Linked DNA regions of Homo sapiens: region 2 is linked to region 1. A link is a loop called in an ENCODE intact Hi-C map of the cell type or tissue named here. Cell type or tissue: Caco-2. All regions are shown on one strand. Links, peaks and the distances in the headings refer to the core of each region. The heading gives the core; the rest is flanking DNA. Region 1 has its middle 12 kb from the start of PCSEAT. Region 2 overlaps TMPRSS2 (transmembrane serine protease 2).

The links. Peaks named below come from ENCODE experiments on the same cell type or tissue, not always from the same donor. Only the 100,000 strongest peaks of a DNase experiment are listed, where the experiment ranks them.
Region 2: it touches region 1 in a loop (7-fold over the local background); 5 of 110 quality-filtered maps call a loop at or near these places.

The regions. Positions count from the first base shown.
Region 1 is chr21:41,587,195-41,598,095 of GRCh38, forward strand. No RefSeq gene overlaps it. Among named protein-coding and RNA genes, the nearest start is that of PCSEAT, 12 kb to the left of the region's middle. In Caco-2, for the core only: no CTCF peak of the experiment used is centred there; DNase peaks (open chromatin) are centred at 6,187 and 6,777.
Region 2 is chr21:41,490,887-41,501,787 of GRCh38, forward strand. It overlaps TMPRSS2 (transmembrane serine protease 2), which reads right to left. Exons shown (of 14, transcript NM_005656.4): 2 at 7,233-7,303; 3 at 3,470-3,692. The coding sequence starts at 7,247. Among named protein-coding and RNA genes, the nearest start is that of TMPRSS2, 12 kb to the right of the region's middle. In Caco-2, for the core only: no CTCF peak of the experiment used is centred there; DNase peaks (open chromatin) are centred at 6,415, 7,105 and 8,642.

The DNA.
Region 1 (10,901 bases), core at 2,042-10,041:
AACTGCTGTTGCCTTAAAGTGTGTTTTGTCTGATATAAGAATAGCTACTCCTGCTCATTTTGGGTGTCCATTTGCATGGAATATGTTTTTCCACCCCTTTACCTTAAGTTTATGTGAGTCCTTATGTGTTAGGTGAGTCTCCTGAAGACAGAAGAAACTTGGTTGGTGAATTCTTATCCATTCTGCCATTCTGTATCTGTTAAGTGGAGCATTTAGACTAGCATTTACATTCAGTGTTAGTTTTGAGATGTGAGGTACTGTTCAATTCATCATGCTATTTGTTGCCTGAATGCCTTGGTTTTTTTCCATTGGGTTAGTGTTACATAGGTCCTGTGAGATTTTTTTTAAGGAGGTTCTATTTTGGTGTATTTTGAGGATTTGTTTCAAGATTTAGAGCCCCTTTTAGCAGTTTTTGTAGTGCTGGCTTAGTGGTGAATTCTCTCAGCATTTGCTGGAGAAGACTGTATCTTTCCTTCATTTATGAAGCTTAGTTTTGCTGGATACAAAATTCTTGGCTGATAATTGTTTTGTTTAAGGAGGCTACAGATAGGACCCCAATCCCTTCTAGCTTGTAGGGTTTCTGCTGAGAAATCTGCTGTTAATCTGATAGGTTTTCCTTTATAAGTTATCTGATGCTTTTGCCTCACAGCTCGTAAGATTCTTCCCTTCATCTTGACTTTAAATAACCTGATGACTATAGGCCTAGGTGATGAACTTTTTACAATGTATTTTCCAGGTGTTATTTGAGCTTCTTGTATTTGAATGTCTAAATCCCTAGAAAGGTCAGGGAAGTTTTCCTCTATTATTCCCTCAAATAAGTTTTCCAAACTTTTAGATTTCTCTTCTTCCTTGGGAACATCAATTATTCTTAGGGTTGGGCATTTAACATAGTCCCAAACTTCTTGGAGTCTTTGTTCAATTTTTTTATTCTTTTTTATTTGTCTTTGACAAATTGGGTTAATTCAAAAGCCTTGTCTTCAAGCTCTAAGGTTCTTTCTTCTGCTTGTTCAATTCTATTGCTGAGACTTCCCACTGTATTTTGCATTTCTCTAAGTGTGTCCTTGATTTCCAGAAGTTGTGACTGTTTTTTATTTACACTATCTATTTGACTGAAGAATTTTCCTCTCATGTCCTGTATCATGTTTTCAATTTCTTTAAGTTAGACTTCACTTTTCCTTGGTGCCTCCTTGATTAGCTTATAATCGACCTTCTGAATTCTTTTTCCGGCAATTCAGAGATATCTTCTTGGTTTGAATCCATTGTTGGTGAGCTGGTATAACCTTCTGGAGGTGTTAAGTAAACTTGTTTTGTCATATTAAGGGAGGAGACCACCCCTCATATTGTCTTATGCCCAATTTCCGCCTCCAAAGAAAGAAGAAGTAAAAACTAAAAGGCAGAAATGAAATTCACAAGCAGACAGCCCAGCGCCACACCCTGGGCTTGGTAGTTAAAGATCGACCCCTGACCTAATGGGTTATGTTTTCTATAGATAACAGATATTGTATAGAAAAGCACTGTGAAAATCCCTGTCCTGTTCTGTTCCATTCTAATTATCGGTGCATGCAGCCCCCAGTCACGTACCCGCTGCTTGCTCAATTGATCACGGCCCTCTCACGCAGATCCCCTTAGAGTTGTGAGCCCTTAAAAGGGACAGGAATTGCTCACTCAGGGAGCTCGGTTGTTGGAGACATGAGTCTTGCCGAAGCTCCTGACCAAATAAGGCCCTTCCTTCTTTAGCTTGGTGTCTGAGGAGTTTTGTCTGCGGCTTGTCCTGCTACAATATTGCTAGAATTGTTTTTCTGGTTCCTTCTCATTTGGGTAGACTACATCAGAGGGAAGATCTGGGATTCAAGGCTGCTGTTCAGATTCTTTTGTCCCATGGGGTGCTCCCTTGAGGTGGTGTTCTCCCCCTTCCCCTAGGAATGGGGAGAGTCAAACTATAGTGATTGTTGTTGCTCTTCTAGATCTAGCCACACAGCGGAGCTACCAGGCTCCAGGCTGGTACTGGGGAGTGTCTGCAAAGAGCCCTGTGATGTGATCCATCCTCAGGTCTTGCAACTGTAGATACCAACACCTGCCCTGATGGAGTTAGCAGGGGGATGAAGTAGACTCTGTGAGGGTCCTTGGTTGTGTTTTGGTTTAGTGTGCTGGTGTGTTAGTTGCCCTCCAGCCAGAAGGTGGCACTCTCAAGAGTACGTCAGCTGCAGTCCTGTAGGGAGGAAACAAACTAGCCTGAGGTACACCTGGGTATCCCTAAGTATTCAGGTTTCTCAGGCAGTGGGCAGGGCCATAGAGTTCCCAAGAGATTATGACCTTTGTCTTCATCTACCAGGGTGGATAGAGAAAGACCACCAGGTAGAGGTAGGGATAGGCATGTCTGAGCTCAGCCTCTCCTTGGGCAAGACTTGCTGTGGCTGCTGTGGGGGATGGGGGTGTGGTTCCCAGGCCAATGGAGTTATATTCCCAGGGGGATTATGGCCTCCTCTGCCGAGTCATATAGGTCGCCAGGGAAGTGGGGGAAAGCCAGCAGTCGCAGGCCTCACCCTGCTCCCATGCAGCCCACAGTCCTAAAGGCTGGTCTCACTCCCTCCGTGCACTCCCAATAGCAATAAGTCTATTTCCATGCAGCCGGTGACCAGGGCTGAGAACTTGCCCCAGACCATGAGCCTCCCCGCTGAGAAAGCAAGTGGACTCACAGGTTTTCCATGTCCCATGGAGCTTGCAGCGTTGATCCCGTTCCTTCAAAGGGTCTGTGGATTCTCTCAGCTTTCCTGGTATGTTCTTGCGGTAGTTCTTAGAGCAAAAGTTTATGATGTGAGTGTCCACACACTGCTCTGTCTGTCCGAGTGAGAGCTGCAAGCTAGTCCTGCCTCCTATCTGCCATCTGAATCCCCTCTATTTTGCAGAGAGTCCCAAAACCTCAAAAGTAGAGAAGTCAACAGTGCAGCCATCAGTGTGGCTAAAGGCCCAAGAGCCCCTGGCAAACCACTGGTGTAGGTCCAAGAGTCTAACCAAAAGCTAAAGAACTTGGAGTCTGATGTTCGAGGGCAGGAAGCACCCAGCACGGGAGAAAGATGGAGGCCAGAAGACTCAGCAAGTCAAGTCCTTCCACATTCCTCTGCCTGTTTTTATCCTAGCTGCACTGGCAGCTGATGAGATAGTGCCCACCCAGATTGAGGGTGGGTCTACCTCTCCCATCCCACTGACTCAAATGCTAATCTCCTTTGGCGACACTCTCACAGACACACCCAGAAACAATACTTTGCATCCTTCAATCCAATCAAGTTGACACTCAATATTAACCATTACAGTAGCAGATATATAATTTTATATGCACGTGTATATAATTGGAAATCTTTAGAGGTTACTAGGGCAACAAAAATTTTTCAGAAAATTTATAAAAAGACAGAATAAATCATGTGCTTGGCCTTTTCTATAAAAATACCAATTCAGGGCCGGGTGCAATGGCTCACACCTGTAATCCCAGCACCTTGGGAGGCCGAGGCGGGCAGATCACGGGGTCAGGAGATTGAGACCATCCTGGATAACATGATGAAATCCCATCTCTACTAAAAATAGAAAAAATTAGCTGGGTGTGGTGGTGGGCGCCTGTAGTCCCAGCTACTTGGGAGGCTGAGGCAGGAGAATGGCGTGAACCCGGGGGGTGGAGCTTGCAGTGAGCCAAGATCACGCCACTTCACTCCAGCCTGGGTGACAGAACGAGACTCCGTCTCAGAGAAAAAAAAAAAAAAAGCACCAATTCAGGCTAAGTAAATAGATATTGAAGAAAGGTTATTCTTTATAGAAGAATTACAGCTATAAATGTAGAAAGAACAAGAGTTAGAAAATCGCTTTTTTGCAATGCCCAGTGGAATAGTAGTTCTAAGCCATGATTCTCATCGGCTGCTAAACTGAGGGTCGAAAAACTGATGGGGACAGGCCAGCACATCTGAGTCGGGGACAACCTGAACACCCCCATGAGGGAGGTACCCAACACCTCCTGGGATGTCTTCTTGTCCAAAGGATTGAACCTGCGTTTCAGCCCTTCTGTGGATCTCCCATTTTGCAGAAAATACCGACCATAGCGGAAAATTTTACACAACACCTTACAGACACAAACAGGCTAGTCCAGAAGGCAGGAAGCTCCTTAGGACAAATAACAGGATTTCTTCAATAAATAAATGTCAGGAAAGGATGGGGAGAGAATTGCTATAAATTAAAAAGAACTGAGGAGATACACCATCCACTTGCTTCCTATGAGCCTCGAGCCTTGTTTGGATTACAGGTTTGCACCACCACACCCGGCTAATTTTTTAAGTTTTTGTAGAGACAGGGTCTCAGCATGTTGCCCAGGCTGGTCTCTAACTCCTGGGCTTAAGTGATCTTCCCACCTCAGCCTCCCGAAGTGCTGGAATTAGAGGCCTGAGCCAAAGCACCTGTCCCTGTCTTTTTTTTTTTTTTTTCAAAATGGAGCTTGCCTGTTGCCCAGGCTGGAGTGCAGTGGCGTGATCTCGGCTCACTGCAACCTCTACCTCTCAGGTTCAAGTGATTCTCCTGCCTCAGCCTCCCAAGTATCTGGTACTACAGGCGCGTGCCACCACACCTGGCTAATTTTTTGTATTTTTAGTAGAGATGGGGCTTCACCGTGTTAGCCAGGATGGTCTCGATCTCCTGATCCTGTGATCTGCCCGTCTCAGCCTTCCAAAGTGCTGGGATTACAGGTGTAAGCCACCACGCCCAGCCCCCCTGTCTTATTTTATATAAGCAAAACGGGTGGAACATAGATTAGGTATTAGAGAACTGCTGTTCACAGTTACCTGCTGTTAGAGTTTCACACGTGTATAAGTCTTGACAGTATGTACATTAGGTAAGTGTAATAGGTACATGTTTCTCTACACATAGATTTTTATAATGTGCTTATACCTCATCAGTTTGCCCATGTTATAAAATACCTTGCCCTTCTTCTCACATGCACACACAGTTCTACCTCTTTCTTTTTAATGCTCATGTATTATTTCACTATACAGATATGCCAAAATAATATCATTCCTCTATTAACGATCTTCATCTTGTTTCCTTTTGCTGTTGTTCTTGCTATTACAAAGAACATCATCAAAAACACTCTTGTTCATATATTTGTGTGCAAGCATTTCTGTTGGGCTGATTCCTAGGAGAAAATATGTACATACTTTTCTTTTTCTTTTTTTTTTTTAAGATGGAGTCTTGCTCTTGTTGCCCAGTTGGAGTGCAATGGCATAATTTTGGCTCACTGCAACCTCTGCCTCCTGGGTTCAAGAGATTCTCCTGCCTCACCCTCCCAATTAGCTGGGGTTACAGGCACCTGCCACCACACCCAGCTGATTTTTGTATTTTTAGTAGAGACTGTGTTTCACCATGTTGGCTAGGCTGGTCTCGAACTCCTGACCTCAGGTGATCCACCTGCCTTGGCCTCCCAAAGTGCTGGGATCACAGGCGTGAGCCATCGCACCCGGCCTGTACATACTTTTCAAAAGAAGAAGAAATAGGGTCTCTGAATGCTGACCTGCCCGAGGTTGCACGATGAGTAAATAGTATGCAAAGCCAGGCCTATGTGGCACCGAAAGCCGACCATATCTTCCATCTCCCTCATTGCATCCGCACTGGAGACTCTTCCAGACAATGCTATCCATTGACCTCAAAGGCCTTGGGAGGGGCTGCAGCATCCCACTTCACTGACAGCAAATATCCAAAAACTGCAATCGCTGAATCTGGGGATTATGAGCCTCTCCTGTGGTTGAGTGATATTTTTTTAAGTTGTCATCCAGTACATTGATGGAGCCCATAAACCCTCACTCAGCATCTGAACCAGGTCCCCGGCAGTCACAAGGTGGCAGCTGCATGAGAGACAGTGGATGGCAGCAGAATTCCTCTCCAGGGATTGCACTTGGTAACACACACCGGCCACACCCAGGGGCTTCACTGTCGATTCCATCGAATCCAGGACTCTGGAGATGAGAGGACAACGATGTCACTTGAGTAGGTGGCCCCCAGAGAGGCTCGCCTGTCCTGTCCACTTCTAAGGGGCAGTGGGGCTGACCTGAAATAAGAAGCCTTCTTTTTGGTATCTCCCCTGACCTGTTTTGTCTATCTCAGGTGAAGGAGGTGTTGCCTAGCAACTGGAGAAGGGCAATGATGTCCTTGGAATATTCTGTTCCCGTCATTGCGATACTTAACCTGGTTGATCATTAGCACAAAGACTAAGGAGGTGGCAACCTCCTTCCAGAAAAACGAGTTCTGTAAAGTCACCATGGGACCGAGAGGGGACTTCTAGTGTGGCTTTGGGAAGGGGTCTAGCTGGCACCAGATTTTTCGGTTCTCAGAAAGAACCTTTCCGCTGAAGTCGGTAGCATTCCTTGGTCAAGTGGACAATAGGTGTTAAGAAACTCTTTGAAATATGAGCCATGCCATTTACTTTCTATCTAATCTGTAAAACTGCAATGCAAATGTGATATTTGTTGGCATGTCTCTCTGGACTTTTATAGCCTTTTTACTTTGTAAGTATATTAAGCAACAGCAAATAATATCTGTAGGTCCTATGATATAGCATTAATGGGCTTTCTATGTCCTTTTCCATAGAATGTGTTAATCATTTACATTTTAACTAAGGGTTACTGCTGACACCGCGGTAGAAAGACTTCTCAAAGGGCCATTTCTATTACTGGGTAAATAATCCTAGATAAGCCTTTGCTCACCCTGAGACTCAAGTAGCTTGGAAACTTGAAGGTATGCCCTTGGGAAAGTTCGCTTGGCCGCCCTCCTCCCAGAGTAAACCAGCAAAAATAAGAGTGCTTGCTCACACAAAAGAGACTCAGGGTGCTTTCCAAGGGCTCCAAAGCTCATGGTTCTAGGTTTGAGATAGAGCAAGGGTTGTCTTTGCTCAGTGCTACAGGACAAGCCTCAAGGATTTCATCCACCCTGCAAGTCACAATCTCTAAAAAGTGAAGGAAAAGAAGTTACACATATTACTGCTCCCTAGGGAACCACGGTAGAGATGTTGGTGTGATTTCTTTAAATCCTTTTTCTGTAGTGTGTGTGCTGCTGAGTGCTGGGGTAGGGGAAGGAAACTTCCTTATTCTTTTGATAAATTTGTGGCCGTGTTGTTGGTACAACTTGGCATCCTCCTTTTTCATATATGAGCCTTGTTTGTGATATAGACATCTTTGCAGAACAAATTGCAAGGGCGGCAATGATAGGGGAGTGAAAGTAATACTATCCTCACCCATTGCCAAGTTCATGGCTGACACCCCATCACAAAAGACGGATTAACAAGAGAAAAGCATAACAAAGGTATTTAACCGAAGTTTTACATAACACATGAGTCTTCGGATATAGAGAGCCCAAAATACAGGGAAAACTGTATTTTTATGCTTAGATTTAATGAAGAAGGGATAGTCATGTAAAAGTGTAATTGGACCAAGAGAAGGTATGATTTAATCATAATGAACGACAGGGAACTTAGCAAGGCCTGTTTCTTCAGACTCATCTCCAGGGTCTCTGGGTCTTCATTCCTTTCCTCTGGATGTGGGGCAGGACACCTGTCACATGAGAGTCTTCAGGAGAGAAGGAAGGGAGGTCACGGACAGAACTTCCTACTTCTGTGGTTTTCCAGCTTCCTCCAGCTTAAAATACTCAGCATCCCAAAGTGCTGTATTTAGGGGTATCCTGCTCCGGGCCCTGACACAATTGTCCTCCTACTGTGAATCCTGGAGATCATTTGCACAATGCTTCACTATATATTTGCTATATCGAAAACCAAACACTGCATGTTCTCACTCTTAAGTGGGAGTTGAACAATGAGAACACGTGGACACAGGAAGGGGATCATCACACACCGAGGCCTGTCGGGGGGTGGGGGTAAAGCAGAGGGAGAGCATTAGGACAAATACCTAATGCATGCGGGCTTAAAACCTAGATGACAGGATGTTAGGTGCAACAAAGCACCATGGAACACATATACCTATGTAACAAACTTGCGCATTCAGCACATGTATTCCAGAGCTTAAAGTAAAATAAAAAATATGTCAGGTGAGGTGGCTCACGCCTGTAATCCCAGCACTTTGGGAGGCCTAGGTGGGCGGATCACCTGAGGTCAGGAGTTCGAGACTAGCCTGACCAACATAGAGAAACCCTGTCTCTACTAAAAATACAAAATGAGCCAGGCGTGGTGGCATATGCCTGTAATCCCAGCTACCTGGGAGGCTGAGGCAGGAGAATCACTTGAATCCAGGAGGCGGAGGTTGCGGTGAGCTGAGATCGTGCCATTGCACTCCAGCCTGGGCAACAAGAGCGAAACTCCATCTCAAAAATAAATAAATAAAATTAATAATACTACTAATAATTTGCTGTATCAAAGCAAGGAGGAACTCTAAAAATAATGAAAATAACAAACCGGAATTTAAATTCAGGCAACAGCATGTACTACCTCACCAACACTGCAAAGCTCAACTGTTGAAAAAGGTTTTGTCATAAAAAATGATGAGTTCATGTTCCTTTGTAGGGACATGGATGAAATTGGAAATCATCATTCTCAGTAAACTATCGCAAGAACAAAAAACCAAACACCGCATATTCTCACTCATAGGTGGGAATTGAACAATGAGATCACATGGACACAGGAAGGGGAATATCACACTCTGGGGACTGTTGTGGGGTGGGGGGAGGGGGGAGGGATAGCATTGGGAGATATACCTAATGCTAGATGACAAGTTAGTGGGTGCAGCACACCAGCATGGCACATGTATACATATGTAACTAACCTGCACAATATGCACATGTACCCTAAAACTTATAGTATAATAAAAAAAAGAGAAAAAAAAAAAAAGAAAAAGGTTTTGTCTCGAGGTTCCCCACGGCTCACGTCTGCTCCCCTGACGTTTCAGGCTGGTGTTTCTGATCCTTTTCCTGATATTCTAAGATGTCTGACAGGTGTGGACTTTGACTGCTTAGGTCCAATGACCCCAACACTGGGTATAGACGGGATTCCCTGAAGCGGCTTGTCTGTCCTCCTTTTCTCCGGCGGGCTCCAGCTCCCTTCTGGGTGAAATCCTGGCATCTCCATCGTGCTGTCTCTCTGGAGCTATCAACAAACAGCTCTTGATTAATAGCTGTGGCCACAATAACCTTATTTCCACAGAGACAAGGACAGAGCTGCCGGCTCCACACCAACACTGTCAGCCGGGTGTGTGCTTTGGTATCAGGTCTCACCCACCGAGTTGCTGGGGTTGAGTTGTGTCTCCAAAAAGATGTGTTCAAGTTCCAACCCCTGGCGCTGTGCATATGACTTTATTGGAAACAGGATCTTCGCATATATATTCAAGGTAAACTGCAGTGAGACTGGATTAAGGCAGGCCCTGGTTCAGGATGACTGCCGTCCTTATAGGAAGAAGGAAATCTGGACAGAAACACACAGGGAGAGGCCGTTTGAAGATGGAGGCAGAAGCTAGGGTGGTGTGGCCACAAGCCAAGGGGCACCGAGAAGCTGGAAGCAGCAGGAAGGACCCTCCCTCCAGTTTCAGAGCGAGCATGACCCTGCGGACACTTACATCTCAAGCTTGTGGCCCCCACACCAGGAATAAATGTCTGTTGTTTTCAGCTGCTCAGTGCATGGTGTTATATTTGTTACAACAGCCTCGGGAAATTCACACTGGGGTGCTAAAGAGGGAATCTGGGAGCAGCCACTCTGTGACTGCATGCCCTTAACCTAGGCAGTGGGAACCTGACTCCTATTCTCACACTTCTAATAAAGACATACCCAAGGCTGGGTAATTGATAAAGAAAAGAAGTTTAATGGACTCACAGTTCAACATGGCTGGTGAGGCCTCATAATCATGGTAGAAGGTAAAGGAGGAGCAAAAAGGCACGTCTTACATGGTGGCAGGCAAGAGTGCGTGTTCAGGGGAACTGCCCTTTATAAAACCATCAGATCTCATGAGACTTATTCACCATCACAAGAACAGCACGGGAAAAACCCACCTCCATGAGTCAATGACCTCCCATCAGGTCCCTCCTACAACACATGGGGATTACTACAATTAGAGGTGAGATTTGGGATTTGGGTTGGAACCCAGACCCCTGCCTTTTGGGTCTCCTGGGTCTTGGAGGGACAGAGGAGAGTGAAATTCATTGGTCAAGAGTGAACTCCTCAGGGTGCTCCTTCTGGGAACTCCAGCAGGGTGGGCCTGGGAGGGGTCTCCCATCTTCCTTCCTCCCAACTCGGTCAACAGCAGTGCAGTTACTCACCCTCCTACCTTCAACAACTTCTCTCCACTCATCAGAGCAAGCCTGTGGAGCAAGCAGGGACTAGGGTCCCTGCATCTCTGGGCACTGACCCCTGCAGACCCCAGACAAAGTCTCCATGGCTCAACACCAGCAGAACAAGTCCAAGAAAGAGCAGCTTCATCAGGGAGTGGGAACAGCCTGGGCAACTGGCCTGGGAGTGGGCAACATCAGGGAGTGGGCAACTAGCCTGGGAGTGGCTACTCCCCAATTAACCTGGGAGTGGGCAACATCAGGGAGTGGGAACAACAGGGAGTGGGCAACTGGCCTAGCCTGCAGGACACCCTGTGGATGTGCGTGTGTGTGGACACATGTGTGTGCCTGTGTACGTGTGTGTTAGCCTGGCCTGCTGGGTAACATGTGCGTGTGTGTGGACATTTGTGTGTGTGCATGTGTCTTAGCTTGGCCTGCTGGGCCAAGTCCTGTGTACTAAGGCACCTCCTTCCCAGGCCCCAGCTGCCCCGCCTTCATGTCCCACTAGGAACCCACAAGGACAGGATCCTAGACCGTGATGCACTCTGGGATAGGATTCAAACTCACCCCTCGACTCAGGGTCAGGGTGGAGACCCACTGTTGCCATGCCTAGG
Region 2 (10,901 bases), core at 1,965-9,964, 96 kb before region 1:
CTCCCAGGCTGGAGAGGTGGTGTGGCAGCCTGGAACTCCCCACCTGGCCACACCTGTGCCTCCGGAGGTCTGCCAGGGCGATAAGCTCAGAGCTGACCCATCTGCTGAGGGCTCGATGCCATACCTCTCTCTTTGTGACAACATTCTGATAATTCTACCATCACTCTCAAACTGTTACAGGCTTAAGAATTACCTGGGGAATGTGGTGGTTCCCATCACCAGAGATTCTGTTTCAGTTGGGGGTCGGGCATGAATCTGCATTGCATTTTTTTTTTTTTTTTTTTTTTTTGAGACAGGGTCTTGCTTGTTGCCCGGGCTGGAATGCAGTGGCACAATCATGGCTCACTGCAGCCTCCACCTCCTGAGCTCAAGCCATCTTTCCACTTCAACCTCTCAAGTAGCTGGGACCACAGATGTGCACCACCATGCCTGGCCCATTTTTGGTAGATGAGGTTTCACCATGTTTCCCAGGCTGGTCTCGAACTCCTGGGCCCAAGTGATCCACTCGCCTCAGCCTCTCAAAGTGCTGGGATTACAGGTGTGAGCCACTGCACCCGACCTGAATCTGAATTTCTAACAGGCTCACAGATGAGGCCAGCACCACTGGTCTGAGGGCCATGCCCAGGCACACGATGTTCTCATAACTCGGCTGCAATGATTATATATGATGGAGGCAAGCTGGGGCCAAGGTAGTTCATGAGAGAAATTCCAGATGCCCTCTCTGGCCCATTACCAAGGACACTTTCCTCCGTCTATGGCTTCCCGAGTGCCATTTTATCCAAGATAAAATAACTGGTCTGCTGAGATGAGGGCTATTCAGTTAGGTATCCTGAACCTCACACTGAGCATGTGCCAATCTGTACAGTTCTCACCAGGAGAGTGTGTAAAGCGGGAAGCCCTCAAGTTTACTTTGCTGGACAGGCATCTGTAGTCAGCGCGTGGTCAGTACAGACACCACTGGGTCTTGGCTTGTCACGGCTGCTGTTGCACAGTTTAATTACAACTCACTGGCCCGGCACAGTGGCTCATACCACCCATGCACTTTGGGAGTGGATCTCAGCACTTTGGGAGGCCAAGGCAGGAGGATCACCTGATGTCAGGAGTTCGAGACCAGCCTGGCCAGCATGGCAAAACCCCGTCTCTACTAAAAATACAAAAATTAGCCAGAAGCAGTAGTGCACCTGTAGTCCTAGCTACTCAGGAGGCTGAGGCAGGAGAATCGCTTGAACCTGAGAGGCAGAGGTTGCAGTGAGCTGAGATCGTGCCACTGCACTCCAGCCTGGGTGACAGAGCGAGACTTTGTCTCAAAAAACAAACAAACAAACAAACAACAAAAAAAACCCACGCACACAAAACCCACTATCCATTTCCCTCAATCATGACCAACTTAAGGTTGTCAACTCAGCCTCATGGTTTCTCACGTTTAGCTGCTTGTTTCACACGCACATTTGGAGGACTATGGACCTTCGATTCTCCAAAGCCTAAGGTTTAAGCTGTGTGTTCGCTCCTACTCAATCATCAACCTTCTACGGCTGTTGCTAAAGCAAATAAATACATTAAGTCTAGAAAAATTCCTTATACTCCTGATGGGTGCTTCTGAATTGGTGCTACTCAATAACTGGGAGAAGAGTTTCAAAGCCAAACATTACACTTTCAAAATGTATACATTTCTATATATTAGATGCCAACAGTGTTTTCTTAAAAATAGTACCAGGGTAAGTTCAATTAAATTACTAAATTATTTCTGAGTTTATAAATTTTATAATGCAAAAATCATACATGTAGGTTCATATTCTTCCCTTATAAAAGCAACTGATAAGGGACTGATATATCCCTGTCCAACTCTGTCATCATCTAGTCTTTCCCAGGAAACGTGGAAATGTGTCCATCATGTGGGCCAGGGGTTCGTCTGCCTTCCTGGGTTTAGCCATCACTGGTGGGAACACCACCGTCTGGAGATGCTGACTTCAGGAGAGGGCCTTCACTGCCATTTCTTAGGGGGGTAGCTCACACAGACAGTTCCTTATCCCCTTCACCCTGGCTTCCTTCCATCCCCACGGTGGACAAAGATCAGGAGTTCCCAACCTCCACACTAAGCGATATTTTACCTGGAGGATTCTTTGCTGTCGGGGGGCTGTCTTGTGCCTTGCGGGAGGTTGAGCAGCATCCCCGGTGCCTACCTAGGAGCAGCACCCCCTCCCCACTTGTAACCACCCACACTGTCTCCAGACACCGCCAATTGTCTCTGGGGGTCCAAATTGTCCTGACTGAGAACCACTGGCCTTGACCTACCCAACCACCCCCAGAAGAACATCAGTGCAAACACAAGTATCTGCTTGGTGGGGAGCATCGGAAGAAGGGAAAGAGAGAATGAGAGAAGGGAGAGAAAGGAATTAAGGCTCATGAAGGGGTAGAAAACTCAGAGACAGGAGGTGGCTGGAGAGGAACAGGGTGGAAGAGCCATTTGTGAAGGGTGAGGGGGTGAGAGGAGGGGTAGAAACGCAGGAGCGGCAGCACTTGTCCTGAGTGGGGGAGAGGTGGGGACAGACAGGGCTTCACAGAGCACTGGCATTAATCACGTTGATGACTGATTATGTGATGTGGACACATGGAAATTCACATTCTGACGAATCTCTAACTGTACAAGTTGTAGAGACAGGATGCACATTTCACAAAATAAAATAAAAGCACTATCAATTAAAAGATCAATGTAAAAGATCTTTGGCGTAGCCACTGCTGTGCGGGTTCCACCTGGACAATTCTTAGCACTGAAACTAGCCTGAATTAACAGCTGGGAGGCAGTGCAAGAGGGGCGGACTGGAAAGACATGAGACCAAACGAAATGGCAAAGAAAGGAGATGAATGGTAGGGTGAGGAAGAGGAGGGACTGAAGTGACAGCAAATAAAATTTAACCTCCAGTCCTCCCACGCTCGCTCTGGCCTGCTCCGGCCACCCGCAGGACCCTGAAGCCCAATGAGACAGCTCAGATACTTCTGTGTGACAACCGCACCAGCCAGGTCATCTACTAAACACAAAGTAACAGAGAGCATCTTAAACATGACCTGTCATATCCAGGGGACTGTATGACAAAGGTAAGATAGTTGATTTCTGCTCTTGGAAGCTTACCATTTATTCAAGAGCAGCCACCAATAAACCACACAGCCAAGAAACCCAGAGAAGGTGATCTCGAAGCCTACGCTGAGTAGAACAGGCAAAGCTGTACAGGAGAGTTAACGGAAGAGGGAGGTATCTGCAGGCCCTGGGCAAGAGGCTAGGCCTGGCAGCGACAGCTTTGACCCAGCAGGAAGAGAGTGGAAAGGCATGAAGACAGGCTGGCTCCGGAAGACGGAGGAGAAGGGTCAGACCAGGAGAGGTGGCGACAGTGGTGTTGGGAGCAGAGAGCCCACTGGGGAGGTAGACCCGGGACCCCGGGTTTATTACAGGAAATAAACACAAAGAGAATCCTACTTGAGGTGCACACTGTCCCGGATGGGGATTTGGGCTGCGTGCAGACGACGGGGTTGGAAGCCTGCGTCAGGACCCTCGGGGCGTACTGGGGCACGGGGGACGGGTAGTACTGAGCCGGATGCACCTCGTAGACAGTGGGGACCACAGTGGGCTGTGCGGGATAGGGGTTTTCCGGTTGGTATCCATGGTTTTCATAGTAAGGTCCAATAGCTGGTGGTGACCCCTAAACAGTTGAAAAGAAGATGAATAATATAAAACTCTTATTTGCACTAAAGGGTTACATACAAACTATCACATCATACCACAGCTATACCAATGATCTTTTAAATTGATAATGTTTTTATTTTATTTTGTGAAATATGCATCCTGTCTATACAACTTGTACAGTTAGAGATTAATAAGAAAGTGACAAGATATTAAAAAGGTACTACAAGGCTGGGTGCGGTGGCTCATGCCTGTAATCCCAGCACTTTGGGAGGCCGAGGCGGGCGGATCATGAGGTCAGGAGATCGAGACCATCGTGGCCAACATGGTGGATCCCTGTCTCTACTAAAAATACAAAAATTAGCTGGGTATGATGGTGGGCGCCTATAATCCCAGGTACTCGGGAGGCTGAGGCAGGAGAATGGCTTGAACCTGGGAGGCAGAGATTGCAGTGAGCTGAGATCTCACCACTGTACTCCAGCCTGGCGACAGAGCAAGACTATGTCTCAAAAAAAAAAAAAAAAGTAATAGAAAAGAAGAGGTACTACAGATTCTCCCTAGGTGTCTACAACTATGTCAAACATTGAACTTATTTAGAATAAAAACTAACCAGAACTTTCAATTACCAAAGTTTTTTGTTTTGGTTTGGTTTTACTATTCATTCTTTTTTTCTTACATGTCTATTTATTAAACAGGAGTTCCTTCATGACAATTTAATACAATATTTATTCACGATTACAGTTGAGAAAATTATTTCCCTCTACATACAAAAATACAGATTTGGCTGGGCGCAGTGGGTCACTCCTGTAATCCCAGCACTTTGGGTGGCTAAAGCAGGTGGATCACCTGAGGTCAGGAGTTTGAGACCAGCCTGGCCAACATGGTGAAACCCCATCTGTACTAAAAATACAAAAAATTAGCCGGATATGGTGGTGCACGCCTATAGTTCCAGCTGCTTGGGAGGCCGAGGCGGGAGAATTGCTTGAACCCGGGAGGCGGAAGTTGCAGTGAATGGAGATCACGTCACTACACTCCAGCCTGGGCGACAAGAGCGAAACTCCCGTCTCAAAAAAAAAAAAAAAACCACTATGAAAACAGTCAAGACAAGTACCATGAAAAATGGGTCCTTCAAAAGAAAGAAAGAGGGAAAATTGAGGTCATTGTGAGACTTTGTCTGCTGTTGGGGAGAAATCAATGGCAGCAAAGCTCTGGGGCCCCTGACCCACTCAAGACGTACAGACTCAAACTCGAGAACCACACAAGCCAGGGCAAACCCACCCCAGGGCTTCTGCATCTGCTGAAAAGCCAAGCATGCAAACCCAAGTTTGCCCAATGGGCTATGTATTCTTTAAAATTAAAAAAAAAAAAAAGTGGCAGACATTGGGATTTAGTAAAATATAGTAATAATTTTAAAAAGTTGTGTAGAGGTTTGGAGTTAGAATCCATTAAGCCAAAATCCTGTACTTTTAGTTCCTCCAGTCTTTTCCTTGAATATTGATATACAAAACTGTAAACTAGCAATATCATAATTATAATGAGAAGAATAATAGCTAACATTGGAGAACTCAGCTGCCGCCAGGCTCCTGTACTCATAATCTCCTTGAGCGCTCACCATAATCCCTCCCGCTGCCAGCGAGACTGGCACAGGTATGAATTAATACAAACATTTTGCAGAGAAAAAAACTGAGTGAAGAAATGTTCCTAAAGGAGCATAGTCTCTGTGTTATCCTGCAAATACCTCTTCTACATCCTCTTCTCTCATATAAGGAATGTATCGTCATTCACTCACCATCTGCTATTAATGGAAATTTGAGTGGTTCACAACATGGGCTGTTAGCAGCTCTGCTGCAATAAACATTCTGACACATTACATGCATTTTTGTGCAGAGGGTAGAAAGGTGTAGCTAAATCCCTTTAAATGAAATTTCTGGGTCAGAGTGTGGCCATACATAAATGTGAAAGGAACTGCCTAGAAGTAGCATTTTATTCTCAGCTCCATCCTTCAGCTGGTGCCTATCTTCTTAGAATGCCCACCTCCCCTTCCTCAGCCTACTTAAAAATTGCCTTCCCGAGACCTACCCTGTCAAGACTCGCCCCAAACAGGCCACTCTGGGCCCCACCAGCCCACATCTTCCCCTTCTTTCAGCTCTCCCCGGTTACCTGTTGGCTGGGCCACTCTGGGAGGCCACGTTTTCCTCTTATCTGTATCTAAGGGCCCCCATGCAAAACTTTTTCCTATTCATTAATTTCTGCCTCTTGTCTCTCTCTCCTTTTTTTTTTTTTTTTTTTTTTTTTTTTGAGACAGTGTTTCCCTCTCGTTGCCCAGGCTGGAGTGCAGTGGTGCGATCTTGGCTCACCGCAACCTCTGCCTCCCAGGTTCAAGTGATTCGTCTGCCTCAGCCGCCCGAGTAGCTGGGATTACAGGCATGCACCACCACACCCGGCTAATTTTTGTATTTTTAGTAGAGACGGGGTTTCTCCATATTTGTCAGGCTGGTCTCGAACTCCCAACCTCAGGTGATCTGCCTGCCTCGGCCTCCCAAAGGGCTGGATGACAGGCATGAGCCACCACGCCCAGCCTGCCCCTTGTCTCTTATTGACCTCAGAGAATGACAGCAAGTTTGTACTCAATGGACAGGTGTTCTGAGCAGAGGCAGCATAGCTCTTAGAACTTTAAATGAGGCCTCCAGGGAAGTTGATTACAATGGAATGAGCCAAACAAGGCCCGCAGAGTTCACCTCCACTTAATAACTCACTAATGCTGTCCTTCAAAAGTCCGAAGATTACAGCTCTGAACCAGAGCAGCACACAGAGGGAAAACACAAGGTAATCTCTCATCTAAATGAGGGAGTCAGAGGCTGCAATCTCAGCCATCTAAGAACTTGCCATCCACTAGCAAGCAGGTTTGTCCCTGAAAATTCCTGAGCAGTGGACTTGAAATTAAACACAGACCCAGTAAAAAATGAATATCAGTAACAAATAAAGGGGAAAACAAGGTCTATTTTCCAGATATAGAATCTAGGAAGTGTTTAAAACTCTTTACTAAATGCACTTATTTTAGGTATAAGGCAAACGGGCCAGTTACAATGGGGAGCAGAGATTAGCCACATTTGTCTCCAAAGGGAGTGGGCTCCAGGGAGAGGGAAGGCCCGCCCATGCCTCATGCAGTTATGACTTTTCCTAGTCCTTCAGTTGGGCATCGATGGGATCCCACGTGGGTCTCTTCCCTGGAACATACCCCTGTTATCGCCATCCTGCCTCATCTGTCCCCACTCCTTGTCCCTGCCCCCTGCCCTGCAAAGCAGGAAGGGATGAGGTCAAGGTGAGAATGCATATCACCCACGTGTACCCAACAGCCATGGCTCTTGCGACTCACCTGGGCAGCTGTGTGGCTGCGCACCTGACTCACTCTTTCTAGAGGGTGCCTTGAACAGCATCAGCGTGGCCCGGCGTTCCCTACAAATAGCCCTTGCAATTGCTGACCCCAAACAATGTTGGGAATAACAGAAGGGACAAGGGAACAAAGAAAAGGCCAGGAAGGTAATAATTAACCACTTACTGAGTTCAAAGCCATCTTGCTGTTATCAACAGCATCGAGTAATGATAGGTATCTGGAATGTTCAATATGACCTAGAAGAAAGAATTACAGGACTGTAATATTTCCATACCAGTTAGTTTTTAGAAGATAAATCTGGAAAGAACTAGAAGAATCTCTAGATGAAGGTTACCTACAACAAAGACCAGTGTTGCCTGCTGACCTTTGGCCTGCATCTTCACCACTGCTTCCCCACATCCCTCCATATTTAAGGACTTTGGGACCCACTTGTGCCTTAGAGGTTACAGCAGAAGCACTCTCCTCTGGGATCAGAGTGGGTAGGAGGATGGGGTGCAATTGTAAGTGCAGCGGCCAGGACAGCCTGACCAGAAAGAAGAAGGAACACACTCAGTGACTCAAACATCCATCGGGAAGGGCTCTCAGGGGACTGCCTGGGGCTCAAGGCCACCCACAACTCCAGTGCCACTAAGCCCAGGCATCCTGCTGGACTTAACCCAGTTCTCACCAGGAAGCTGTGATATCCCCTATACAGAACATCTACTCAAGGGAGACTGTATGGCATAAAACACTGAAGAAACACGACAAGGTAACTAAACCCATCAATGTCAGCAGAGATTAAGGACAAGATGGGCCCAGGAGGGAAAGACCTGGGCCAGTTCCTGGCAACACAGCTCCCTGGAAGTGTCGATGTGTGAGTTACTGAACCTTGTTGAAATCTCAGGGTCCTCATGGGAAAACGGACAAAGCAATCACCACAGTTGTGTTAAGCTGAGGGTTGTGGGAGAGTGGGGAAAGAGTGCCTCACAGTACTAGGAACTGAGGAAGAGCAGGTGCAATCAGACCGTCTTTCCCCGAGAACGTCCACAGGCACTGCCAGTAGCCACCCACTGCCCAGCGGGTGGTTCAGGGCTCAGCACCAAATACAGCTCACAGTTGACTTTTTAAAGCAGGCCATGTGGGCCCTCTCAATTTTTAATAGATACATACGCTTAAAATAATCCATAAAACATGTCCACAGTCACTCCATTTACTACCCCAAACCCAAAAAAGAAAGAAATTCAGAGCCAACCATTTTGACCACTGCTAAGATTAGCAGTAATGAAAAGAAAGCTGTGGGCCATTTTGCTTGTTGTCCTTTGTGAACAGTTAACAATAATAGCTAGAGATGCCGTCAACACGAAATGCTGTATAGTAAAGCCGCATTCTGACATCACTCTCCATGGACAAAGATTCTTCGCTTGATCAAACTTATATCAAGCTCCTGAACCTTCTAGGCCATCTGTGCATTTCCTTGTAAAATCCAGTTTTAGCAAAAAACCTTGCTCAGTCAGTTTAGCCAGAACCTCCCACCCTCGGTATCTGATCACTCTGGATATCTGATCGGGTTCCTCAGCCTCCACCGTGCCACAGGTGATGTCTGATCACCCAGCCTGTCTTCAGCAAGAATCCTGTTTGGTTGGTTTAGCCAGAATCCCCCTTACCCTTGATGTTTTCTCTTTGTGATTTTTCCACCCACCAACCCCACCCTGATCCTTGGTTATAAATTAACTCCCACTTGCCCATACTGTACTCAAGCGGATCCCAGTCTCTTCTTCCCACTGCAAAATCTGCTGGCTGTGGTCCCTGTACCTGCCTCCGTGGTCCTGAATAAAGTTCGCTTCACCATTTTAACAAGTCTCATTGGACGATTTTTTTTTCTTTAACATGCACCTTCCTGAGCAAATAAAGGGCTTTTTTCCACCCCTTCCCGCTTGGCTTTAAATGACCAAAGAATATTTTAAGAAACGGGGTTCAAGATTATCCGTCCACAAGACCATGTTCCCAATGAGGGAACAAGAACCTGGAGGAGGCTCTGGGCTTCGGACCTGGCCAGACCAGTGTCCACTGTCTGTGACATGGCCACAGAAGAATATTTCCCAGTTGCTGGCACAAAGCAGGTGCTCAAACAGCAGCAGGCAGCACTGGGCAGCGGTTCAGCCCCTGACCTCTGAGACTAGACTCTAGATCCAAACTCAGGCTCAGCCACTCACTCTCCATGACCTGGAGGAAGCTATTGAAGGTTCTGTGCCTCAGTTTCCCCATCTGCAAATGCAGATAATAGTAACACCTACCTCCAGGGCATTCCATGAGTTAATACTAATGAAGTGCTTCATGCTTAGCATAAAATGAGTGCTATATAACTTTCCATTAAATAAGAGGAATTATAAAGCTGATAAACATTTAACAACCTGCTGAAGGAAAAGAGGGCTGTCTTGATTCGCAGGTTTGCCTTCGGTAAGTATTCCCAGGCTACCAACATGAAGCCCACCACGGAGCCAAGTAGAGTGGGGCCGGCTTCAGTACACCATCGCTTTCCTGTGTCCTAAGCAGAACTGGTTGCTGAATCATTAAACTATAAAACCCCAACAGCCTGCCATGAATGAAAATGAGTATATGGCTTTTTAGTCTCGAGAAACCTCACCCAACAGGTTACAACAAACATGCACCAATCATTTATTTACTCTTCAATTACAGATAAAAATACAAGAACCAGGTCATGTTGTAGCTTTGGGACTTTTTCTAGGATTAAAACTAAAGTTCACACCTTCCTGGGTATAAGGAAAGGAAAGTGACTAATGTACAGGTGGGAAGGATCACCATTTAAAATGTATCAAAAACGTTTAAGCCTTTTAGCCACATCTTAACAGACCTTGCCTATGTCTGCTTTGTGAAGAGAGAGGATCCTCAGGCTTGACAACACAATAAATCCCGCATTCTTGTCTCATAAGCAGGACAGAACTCAGTACCATCCTAAGATTGCTTTCAAAGAGTCCTGCCTAACCAAACACATCCTCATGCCTCTGGTTTCTCGGCTGTCCTATCTCCCCAGTTACAGGTTTGGTTGAAGTTTCAGGAAGTGAAAATTCGATCCCATTGGCAGCTCTCCCAGCTCAGAAGCCCTCTGAAAGGAGTGAAGAATCAATACTCAAAACCCACACTTGCTATTCATTCACGATCCCTAACAAGGAAGCCAGGGAAGGAAGGAACACCGGGAGCCACCACCATTAATTGTCAAATAAAAGCCATGGGACCCAGAGGCAGTCACAGGATAATCCTATCTCTTCCAGCAATCAGAACATGATAAACAAAAATATTCCGTGTGCCCAAGTCAGTTACCATGGACTTTGGAATGGAAGACCAGAGTGATGCTGCCAGTAACATTCTCCAGCTGGGCCGGGCACGGCGGCTCCTGCCTATAATTCCAGCACTTTGGGAGGCCAAGGCGGGCAGATCACCTGAGGTCAGGAGTTCAAGACCAGCCTGGCCAACATAGTGAAACCCCATCTCTACTAAAAATACAAAAATTAGCTGGGTATGATGGTGGGTGCCTGTAATCCCAGCTACTTGGGAGGCTGAGGCAGGAGAATCACTTGAACCTGGGAGGCAGAGGTTGCAGTCAGCCAAGATTAGGCCACTGCACTCCAGCCTGGGTGACAGAGAGAGACTCTGTCTCAAAAAAAAAAAAAAAAAAAAAAAAAAAAGAAACAACAACAACATTCTCCAATTGAAAATAAAACAAGGGGGGGAATGTCCCGCTCTGACATTAGATCTGCAAGGGGAAGCACTGCTGTCCCGAAAAGACCAGGAAATCACATTCAGTCCTGTTCATCTTCAAAACAGGCATTTCCTCAT